Regions from separate parts of the Homo sapiens genome. Here region 1 is linked to region 2. A link is an interaction called in ENCODE POLR2A ChIA-PET data of the cell type or tissue named here. Cell type or tissue: Panc1. All regions are shown on one strand. Links, peaks and the distances in the headings refer to the core of each region. The heading gives the core; the rest is flanking DNA. Region 1 has its middle 95 kb from the start of TSL. Region 2 has its middle 9.7 kb from the start of HOTTIP.

Region 1 (5,380 bases), core at 285-5,284, 310 kb before region 2:
ATGGGGGGAAGATTTGGGGAGGATTGTAGGAAGTTTAGGAGAAAAAAATCAGAGATTTATATGAGATGCCTTAATAGACATCTAAGTAAAGAAGAACAACAGTCCAAGGACTGAGCCCTGTGTTACTGTAACTTTAGTGGTTAGGAAAATGAGGGGGGACAAGCAAATGAGACTGAAGCAGAGAGATCAGTAAAGTAGGGGAAAAACATGGGAGCAGTGTCCCAGGAGCCAAATGAAAACAGTATTTTAAGGAGGGAATGATGATCTGTGAGTTGAGTAATAGGGCTGAGAATCATTTGGATTTGGCAAAAGAGCTATCACTGGTGACTTTTTCAAGAGTTTTGGTGGAGTCTTGGAAATGAGAGTTGGATTGAGAGTGGGAGAGGAATTGGAAACAGTAAGTATAGAGAATTCTTGAAGAGCTTTGCTGCAGAGGAAAACAGACAAATGGGATAGACATTGGCAGCAAATAAGGGACCAGGAGGAGTTTTATTATATTTTTAAAATAGGAAATGTTATGGGATTATACGGATGGAAGTGGAATGATCCAGTAACGAGGGGAAGTAATGGCACAACAGAGAGGCTACTTGCTAAATGCTGCCTTTCGAGTAGTTGAGAGGGAAGGGGTTTAACTGTGGCCAAATCTCTGCAAATTAAAGGAACCAGCAAAAACAGATCAGATCACATTTCAGCCCGTCAGCATCTTACGTGAAGGATAGAATAGAATTGTAATCAATTATACAGTTTTCAACACGAACAAAATATTTGTGCTGGAAAGGAATTACCTCTGAGTGTGACCCTGTACAAGCCACCCTCTACTGACCATTCATTTTCTCATCTATGAAGTTGTCATAAACCATCTAGCTTAATATTAAATGCTTTCTGGAAATGAAAACAAAAGATATAAGGACAATCACACATGATAGCAGCATATGGAAAAACTGGAACCCTTATACATTGCTGCTGGGAATATAAAATGGTGCAGCCACTTTGGAAAATAGCTCGGTAGTTCCTCAAAAGGTTAAACAGTGTTGGCACATGATCCAGCAATTTCACTCCTAGATGCATAAGGAAAAAAATATATCCACACAAAGCTTGTACACAAATGTTCATAGCAGCATTATTCATAATAGCTAAAAAGTGGAAACAATCCAAATATCCCCCAACTGATGATTGGATGAACAAACTGTCATATCTGCACAATGGAAGATTGCTTGGCCATACGAAGGAATAAAGTACTGATCCATGCTACCACATGGATGAACTTAAAAACATACCAAGTGAAAGGCGGCAGATGCAAAGGGCCACATATTGTATGATTCTACTTATTTGAAGTATTGGATAATAGGCAAATCCATACAGACAGTAGATGAGTGGTTTCCAAGGACTGGAGAGGGGGAAATGGGGAGTGACTGCTAACGGATATGGAGTTTTTTGGGGGGAGTGATGAAAATGTTCTGGAATTAATAGTGGTGGTTCACAACTTTGTGGATATATTTTAAAATCACTGAGTTGTATACTTGTAAATAGTGAATTACCTCTCAATTTTTAAAAAGCCTAAGGAAAATATCATGAGTTAAGATCTTTTGATAAGTGGTTCTCAACTGTGGCAGTTTTGCTTGCCAGGGGGGACACATGGCAATGGCTGGAGACATTTTTGGTTGTCCATTTTACTGGCATTTAGTGGGCAGAGGCCAAGAATGTTGCTAAACCTCTTATAATGCACGGGACAGCACCCACAACAATAGTTATCCTGCCCAAAATGCCAGTCAGGCAAAGTTTAAGAAACGCTGCTCTAGGTGTATGTTCCACAAGACCTGAACTCAGCATATCAAAACCTGAGCTCCTCATTTTCCCCCAAAGCCCTGCTTCTCCTTCTGGTCCTATCCCACGACTCCTCCCAGGCTTTCAGGACCCATCCCTGACTCCTCCATTCCTCCACCCATTCTCCTTAGCTAATTCTAAATCTCTAGTGCCTATTATAGGCCCTCACCAGTTCTTATCTAGGGCAGCAGTCCCCAACATTTTTGGCACCAGGGACTGGTTTTGTGGAAGACAGTTTTTCCATGGGTGGTGGTTGGAGGAATGGTTTTGGGATGAAGCTGTTCCACCTCAGATCATCAGGCATTCGATTCTTGTAAGGAGCACACAACCTAGATCCCTCACATGTGCAGTTCGCAATACGGTTCAGGATCCTATGAGAATGTAATGCAGCTGCTGATCTGACAGGAGGCAGAGCTTAGGCAGTAATGCTTGCTCACCGGCTGGCCACTCACCTGCCCCGCAACCCAGTTCCTAACAGGCCACGGACCAGGTCAGTACTGGTCCTCAGCCCGGGGGTTGGAGACCCCTGATCTAGGGCACTTCAGTATCTGCAGCGACACCTTTTATTTTCCCTAACAGCTTTTTAAAGGTATAGTGTACATACAATGAAATTTGCTCCTTTTATACAATGAATGGCTTTTCGTAAACTGAGAGTTTTACAACCCTCACCACAATTCAGTTTTAGAACATTCCATCACCCCTGCAAAATCCCGTGCATCCATTTGTAATCACTGCTCATTCTCCCGGCCCCCAGCCATTGGCAGCTACTAAGCTTTCTGACTCTAGATTTAAAGCTGCTTCTTGGCCACCAGCCTGGTTTTATTTCCCAATTGCTGAGCACTGCTGCAAGAGAGGTCTTTCTAAGACTGAAATCCAATCCGGCCAACCCTGTTTAGAATGTTTGAGCCTAGGATACAGTCTGGTCTCCAAAGCCATCCTGCTGGGGCTTCTATTTCACCAGCACCACTGCCCACAATACTTGTCTTTTCCCAAACGTGCCATGCTTTGCACACCTCAGTACATTTGCACATGCCATTTCTTCCATTTGGAATGCCGCCCCTTCTGGCACCGTGACCGGTTCAGCACTGTTGTCTTCTAAAAAGCCTTCCTCAGCAACTTCAGACTCAGTCGTTTCCACTCTGTTTTCACAGCAGTTTGTTGACATCTTTCTCATCATAGGACTTGCCCTGTTACATTATATTTGCAGCTTTGCTCATTTGTCTTCCTCACCAGACTGTGAGCTGGACGGCACAGAATGTGTCGTATCAGCTTTGAGGTTTGCGTTGAGTTCAGCACCTAGCATTAAGAGCTCAATAAGCGTTTGAATAAATGAATGAATGAGTGAAAGCTAGGGCATTACATTTATGTTAGGTGAATTACTGACTGCATAAACGTTTTCTTAAAGATTCTTGCTTAGCAGACCAAGTTTATTAGTCAAAAGTTTAGCTTATGCTGCTAAAACTGGAGAAATTCTGGAAGAGAGAGTATGCATTTTTGGTAGCAAGCTTAGTCTAAACTTTTATGTACTTGCATACAGTAAAGCATGCACCTATTGCCCCTTATGGAGTACAGCAGTTGCAAATGTAATCTTACATAACATGCTATGTAGACCTTGAGACATGAGGTGAATCTCAGAATAATCTAGGTTTGATTTACTCAAGGGAATCTGTAAATAGGTGTATGAGAGACTCTTTGCCATCCTACTGATCTGACACCATTATAATGGAGCACACGGCTCAGCCACAGCTGAGTCCACATGTAAGTGAACACCAAATGAACTGGGCCTACTCCTTGGCCATTCTTCACATTACACAAATTTCTATCTTGTTTTCTAAGCAATCAGAAATGTGTATATTATGTCCACATTATAGGGGGGAGAAAGGCAAATCTGAGCAGAGAATGGGGCAAAATTATCCACGTGCATAAATTCTACCCAGGCTACTATCAGAAGCCTGCTGCTGCTCAGGAAAACAGCACGAGTTACTACCAGCCTCAGCTGCGGTAACTGCACCCTTGAGTATTCTCAAATGGCCAGCCAATGGGGAGGCGTCTGCTTGAGTGGGGTTTTTAGCCATCTTTCAGTTCAATTGAAGAGGGAGCTTAAGGACATCATAGGGATTTGTAACATTCCATGCAAGGTGTCAGACCCATAAACTAGCGTGTCCATCATACCGATGCGCAAGTGGAATCGTCTCTCATTGGTGGCAGACAGACTGAAGATGACCTTTTGCTATGTAATTGTATTCATCATTTAATAATTCAAGAATATCTAAAGGGGATGAACACTTCTTTATTCAGATTAGAGCATTAATAGGAAAACACAGTAAATCAGAAGCCCTTTGCAACCAGCCTACAGGGAGTGCTTTCGAATGCCTTGGTTACAAGAATGGTTCCCGGGCTGGGAGACAGGAGACGTGAGCTCTAGCCCTAGGTCAGCACTAAGCTGTGTGTGTTGTAGATCTGTTTCCTTCTCTTTAAAATGAGGGCATCCCATTGATCTTTAAGGTTTGTTTTAGCTCTAAAATTCTGATTCCCCATAGTTAAGGGTTTAAGAAAACATGAGGCATGTGCTTCTGACAGTTTTTGGACTCTCTCTGGTTAGGTATTATTTATTGCTCATATAGCCATCTCATTTATTAAGGTTTTTTTTATAGCCAGGAATAGATTCAGAGATCAATACATTTTTATTAATGATAGTCCGTCATGCCTGGTAAAGAGATAGCAAGAAAGCTCATCTAGAATGAGCCACTTGAATAAACCTGACACATAAGCTTAGCTTCGAGCTGCATTTTGGCAGGCCTCTCTGTGAAATAATGACATTGGCAGAGGAAGAAACTATGGAAACCTTCTTCACAGCCAGACTCATAAAATCAAAAGCAGGTTTGGGGTGTGTTTCTCAGCCCTGGCTGTATATGCAAATCCCATGACTTTTTGAGTGCAGCATTTTATCTTCAAAAGGACAAAATTTGGCATTTGCTGTAGTCATTAAACATGATAAATGCCTAAAATACTTTAGAGTTTGGATTACTGTAGGTTAGAATAAATATTGTGTCAATACTAAACAGGATTTTAGAGTGGAAAACTTCTCATGGACATTGTCAAATCAAAACTTAAAATCTTTTCACTATTTTCCCTTTAATCATACGAATTGAGCATAATTGTTGCCAGTTCTCCTTGTAAAAATGATGGTCTGGGCCTTTTGGAAGTGAATTACTCCTCCCAGCACCATTAAGAGATAGCCTTGTGCCCTGAAAGAGTTAATTCACTTCCAGATGGAGCTTTTCAGCCCCTCTGAGTTCAGATGATATTAAGTTCACTAGTCTTTTATGTTTGTTTTGAGCCTCTTGAACTTCGTTTATATACCATTTATGGATAGAACTGAAGTATTCTATGGTAATTTTAGACTATTTGAGACCTCTTCCAGAAATTTCACTTCAGAGTCCCAATCCCAGAGACTCCAGAGCAAATGCAGCTTTCATCTCGTCTCTCTCTCCCTCCCCTTAATGACCTTAACCCTGACCTGAGGACCACTCTCTGTAAGTGCCAAACATGATTC
Region 2 (5,380 bases), core at 124-5,123:
AACACCCCCACCCCACCTCGGAGGGGCAGAAGTGGGGGACTTCAGCGGAAGGGTGCGGTCGCCTGAAGAGGTCTCCTGAGCCTCGGGTGCGTGTGGGCTTGGAGGACTGGAATAAGAAGAAAATATGTTCCAAGCCCTGAGGGCCCTCTTCCTCATTAGAGGCACACAAGTGGGGCCCTCTAGGCCCCACACCCTCTGGGCGCGTGCCCTCCCTGACTCCCTACGCCAAGACTAAAAAATTTGAAGACTCAGACCACATGTTCCTACCTCACAATCTCTCTAAAAAGAGCCTCTCTATACTGAACCGGCTCCTGTCACCTGAGAAATCTGCTGGAAAAGAAAGCTGGATATTGAAGCAGCAAGACCCAGAGGAAGAAGCTGCTGGTTAGTCTCTGGCTGGTTATTTTCTTCCACAGATGCCTGGGACCCTAGCTTCCCTTGAGTCTTAGTTGCTTTGTCTGTAAAATGGAGATGATTGTAATAACCTTGGGACCAACCTCACAGGTTGTTAGGAGGAAGCACTTAAAAATTTTTTTATTGCCATATAACTTACGTATAGCAAAGCATACAAATCTTAAGCCCCCAGTTCACTGAATTTTTATATATGTATACATTTGTGTAACTACTACAAAGATCAAGATAAAGAGTATTAGCAGCCCCCAGAAGGCCATGAAGAAGCACTATGAGAACTAATTTTAGACAGTGATAGTGTTATCTCTAAGTCAAGAGATCAACAGGTCAGTCTAGTATGTGGCCCTTGAAGACACTTGATAGTGTCTTCAAGACAAGAATTGACAAACCAAATATACATGTCAAGGGGCTGTGGGAATCTCTGGTCTGGAGGAGCATTTGTGGGCCTTTTCTGCAAACCCCTAGGCACTCAGGGATTGGGGGAAAATTGAAGATCAGGCTTTAATTCGTTTTGAGACAACGCATTCTCTTTTGTGAATGGCTGGGGCTGGCATGTTCATTTACAAGTTAGGGGTAAGCCCAGAGAGAGAGGCCTGAGAACCTCTCCCAGGGGATGGAAATCTGAGTTGATGTCCGTAAGACTAAGATTCAAGCCTTGGGGTAACTTATTTCAGTGTTCTCCCCTGAATCCAAGGCTGGTATGATGTGTGGAGGAAATTCCCCAAAGGAATATGTGGCCATGAGATACATAGGGTAACCAGTTTTCTGAAAAGTATAACCTCAATAGCTAATACATACAATTGGTGCACTTCACAAACACTACAAAAAGATTTTATAGAAAAAAAATTCTCTACTCAGATCCTCTGAACACCAGTTCTTCCCAGGGGAAGCACTGTTACTGATGACTTGTCTGTCCTTCTAGCCCTTTTGTACATTCCTTCTTTTTTAAAAGCACAGTGGTAAGCTCTCACTACATATGCTGCCCTGTTCTTGGAGCTTTTCCTAAATACTGCCCATGACAATTCTCCATGACAGGTATACTGGCTCAGAAAGATATGCTCATCCCAGATAAAATTGAAGCCAACCTTGTCTAGCCTGACACACAGAAGGGCTGCTTTAGCCTGGGTTCTAGATCCTGGCCCACAGTTAATGGGTTTGGTGACCTTAAAAACAGTCAGCTAACTTGGCCGCAACATCATTACCAGCACCCCCTTTCTCCCTAGGGGAGCAGAGCCATGGGGAGGAGGCAATAAGGCACTGACCATGACTAGACCTTCAACCAGTTTCTGGAGTCAGGGGAAATTGAAAGTGCTTCTTGGAATTTTTAACTATTCTGTCTAGCAGCTATAAAAACTGTGCTCAGGTCATTAGCCCACCCTGAGTGTCTACCTCCGATCCCATTTCCTTAGTCCTCTTTGGAGCTCGATGGGGTGGCCCTGGGCCTGGCCCCCACCCAGGCCTGACAGAGGCAGGAGGGTATGGCGGGGGCCTAGGGCTTTGCCCCAGACCTTGGACCCCGCAGCGTCTGCCAGGAGACGTCGGAGGAAACGCTTTTACCACCTGGGCGACCTTGACTGCAGCCGATTAAAGTTTAATCCGAGGTGTGTGCTCAGACTTGCCATGTTATTTAAACACATCAAAGGTCATAAAAAGATTCCAATGGCGTGAGCCGCTCCGACGCGGGCCCGCAGGGAGCCAGCATTTGATTCTGGTGGATTTCCAGAGCCAGGATTTAGAGCGCAGGGCGGGAAGGGGAGTATAGGAAAAAAAGGGAAAAGCCAGCTTTCACAGAGGAATGCTAGACTTCAAAAAGCGGCAGGGGAAACCGAGTCTCGGCCCGAGGAGCAGAGACAGCGCCCTTGAGTTCCGATTAACTGGGAAGACATCTAGTGGGAAGAGGTCGCAACTGCAGCGGTGTCCTGCGAGCATCCTCCGCCGCCGCCCACAGCGACTGCAACCTCCTGGATTGGATGGGGGTGGGAGGCCTCAAAGAGAAGCCTCTCTCTCCCTGGCCTCCCCGTCGACAGTGGAGTGCTTACTTTATTGCCTGCGTGATTGCAGGGCTGGGTCTGGGTTCCCACCCAGGGCAGAGACGCTATTTCCACCTTGACAAGAAAGATCTAGCTGTCCACCGAAAGCACAGGGCCCAGGATGCCTGGATTCCCATCTAACTCTTCCTGGGGCTCCTGATCCTAATGCGGGCAAATCCCTGGAGCGCCCATATGTAGGTTCTCCTGGAGGGTGCAGAGTGGCTCTGGGGACCAACAGATTGCTGCAGAAGTTAAGTGAGTCCAGAGGCTGGCATGCAAAACCGCTGGAGCTACAGACTGCTGCCCACGAGGCCTTTGGCAAAGCACAGGAGCCTAGCTTCTTAGGATTCGAAGGTGACATTTTCCCCATCTCTGCCGTGGGGCCATCTGGCCAGATCTGATCCTGGCTGCCTTCTTGCATCCAGATTCTAATTTCTGTGAAGGATTGGCCTCTCTCACAACCCCATGGAAATGAGCCCCACATATAGAGAGCTGGCTCTTATCTGAGCTCCTCTGGCCCCACCAGCACCTCCTAACCTTATGGCCAAAAGATAGAGAATTCTGTGCAGGCCTCTCCATGTGCCTCTGAGATGCTCACTGCAGGTTCTCTATTGGGTGCCTTCGCCTGCTTCAAATGGGGTCCGCCTTGTAGGGGTGTGCCTCCTTGCTGACCACTTTGGCTGAGTCTGAGTCTGAGTTCTCTCCTTCAGTCTTTTTTTTTTTTTTTTTTTTTTTTGAGACAGGGTCTCACTCTTTCGCCCAGGCTGGAACATAGTGGTACTATCATGGCTCACTGCAGCCTCAACTTGCTGGGGATCAAGCAATCCTCCCACCTCAGCCTCCCCAGTAGCTGGGACCACAGGCACATGCTACCACACCTGGCTAATTTTTGTGTTTTTTAAAGAGACTGGGTTTCTCCATGTTGCCCAGGCTCTCTCAGTCTATTAGTTGTGGCATTAGATCATCCTAGAATTGTCAGGAAGAGTGGCACCAGTATACTCCTTTTGGGAATGATATAGAAGGCCAAGGAACCATGCTCCACATTTCAATGTATGAATCCCAGGACATTGTGGAGCCCCCACAGGCAGCTCTACCGATAGAGTTTCCAGGGCTTCTGTAGGAGGCCCCCCACCCTGTCATGCTCAAGTCTCTGGGACCTAGCATCGGCCAGGCCTCTGGGAAGCGGCCTCTTCCTTTTCCATTTTACCCATCAAGTTGCCTACCCATACTCCTCCAGGGTTCGCACTCTCCCTGATTCTCAAATGAAGGCTTAAGGGACCCTGTTCTTTGGCTTTGTTACACAACCCCCTACAACCCCCACCCCCCTTGAAAAAATGGAAGAACTGGAAATAGTGGAAGAGGCCATTCTAGCAAATGCCTTGAAGCCCTTCACTGAGACATTAGCCGTCTCTTATCACTCACAGAAGTGTTTCCCCAAAGGGGTACAAGGGCTATGACTCCTTCTGTGCTCCCACCAATCACCTAATGGCTGGATAAACCTCAGGTAGGAAGACTCCGTTGTTTTATTTAATCAGCTACAGACTATTAAAGTAGCAGTGGGTAAGGGCTAGGGGAAGAAAGGACTGCAGGTGGGCTAACCAGATTTAGCTTCAGAAAAACTGAGACCCAGATCATGTCACAAGTGAACCTGGGATCCAAGGGCCTGGATCAGTCCAGGTCACATGCTGAGTTCCAATGGGCTGCTGTGTGAGCTTGGAGCAGAGCTGATCCCTTAATCCTCTCAACCTGAGACAGACAAACATACACACACACACACACACACACACACACACACACACACACACACGATCCAGAAAGTCCCCTCCCAGCTCACCTGGTTAGGCCCACACTGGACCCCTGTCTGGATTCCACACCCCCAGCCAAGCAACCCTGCTCTGCTCCCAGCAGAAATCACAGGGACTTCTATTCCTCAGGGTGACAAACGAGTCTGCTTGCTCTTGGTGACATCAAATTACTTTGCACCAGCCTAGGGTCCCATGACCTGACATAACCTCACATTAGATCCTAGAAATGTAAAGAAATATGGCCTTTTAAAAGTGGCTGAGAGCAGGTAATTGCTAGCAGGCTTGAAGGGTTGTCCCAAGCTCAGCTCGCGACCTCTGCCTCCGAAGCTGATACCAGCAGGAATTCATGCGTTTGGACTCTCTATGGGCAGAAGGTCGAGCCTGCATTTAACTCTGGACAATAATCAGGTTCTTAAAGCCCAGATTGTTTTTGTGCAGTTACAGAAATCACAGGGAGGCTTTGGACCTAAATGGCAAGGAACACTCGACAGTGGCACCGCCCCCACTGCCCCCCAGCCAGGCTTCCACAAAGAACAGGCTTCAGCGGAGAATGGGCTTCTGCTAAGCTTTAAAAACAGGCCTTCTTTGAGCTGCTGTAGCTTAAATTTTTGTGGAGAATTACAGTTTCATTGCTTCTTATTCTTCTCCCTCCCATCTCTCCCTTCCTCTTTGTCTCCTGGCTTGTCTGTGGCTTCTCTCTTCCCCTCTCCCTCTTCCTCCGAATTGTTTGACTTCTGCAGTCCCCACCCTTACCCTGACCCGAGCCCTCACCCCTGCGGTGAACTCCATCTTAGGATCTGGAGACATGGGACCCTTAAACCCACCACTGTGCCCAAGGCTTGGTAGGAGTCAATCTTGCTGATACCCCACAGACAGTGGGCAGAGAGCTCATGGCTTCTGCAACATATAGTTGGAGTCGTTCGAGATTATTGTAAAATATGTACACACACTTTCTTCTCTTTTTTAATTTACATACCCCTTATGAGTTTCATCAAATAGCTCTTTTCTAATACCATGAGAATTTATATGCTTAGTGTAAAAGCATCCCAGATATTTAATCACTACTCAAAAAAATTAATTAAGAAACCATAAACAACCCAAATACAAAATACTGCCATAGAAAAGATGATCAGT

Evidence for each region. ChIA-PET counts read pairs that join two places held together with the same protein. Peaks named below come from ENCODE experiments on the same cell type or tissue, not always from the same donor. Only the 100,000 strongest peaks of a DNase experiment are listed, where the experiment ranks them.
Region 1: POLR2A ChIA-PET joins it to region 2 with 17 read pairs; 3 of 35 experiments call an interaction of 5 or more read pairs at or near these places.

Annotation. Positions count from the first base shown.
Region 1 is chr7:27,518,463-27,523,842 of GRCh38, reverse strand. No RefSeq gene overlaps it. Among named protein-coding and RNA genes, the nearest start is that of TSL, 95 kb to the left of the region's middle. In Panc1, for the core only: no CTCF peak of the experiment used is centred there; no DNase peak of the experiment used is centred there.
Region 2 is chr7:27,207,444-27,212,823 of GRCh38, reverse strand. No RefSeq gene overlaps it. Among named protein-coding and RNA genes, the nearest start is that of HOTTIP, 9.7 kb to the right of the region's middle. RefSeq lists enhancers at 1,476-1,976, 1,977-2,477. In Panc1, for the core only: CTCF peaks have their summits at 2,070 and 2,290; a DNase peak (open chromatin) is centred at 2,310; H3K4me3 peaks cover 571 bases; H3K27ac peaks cover 503 bases.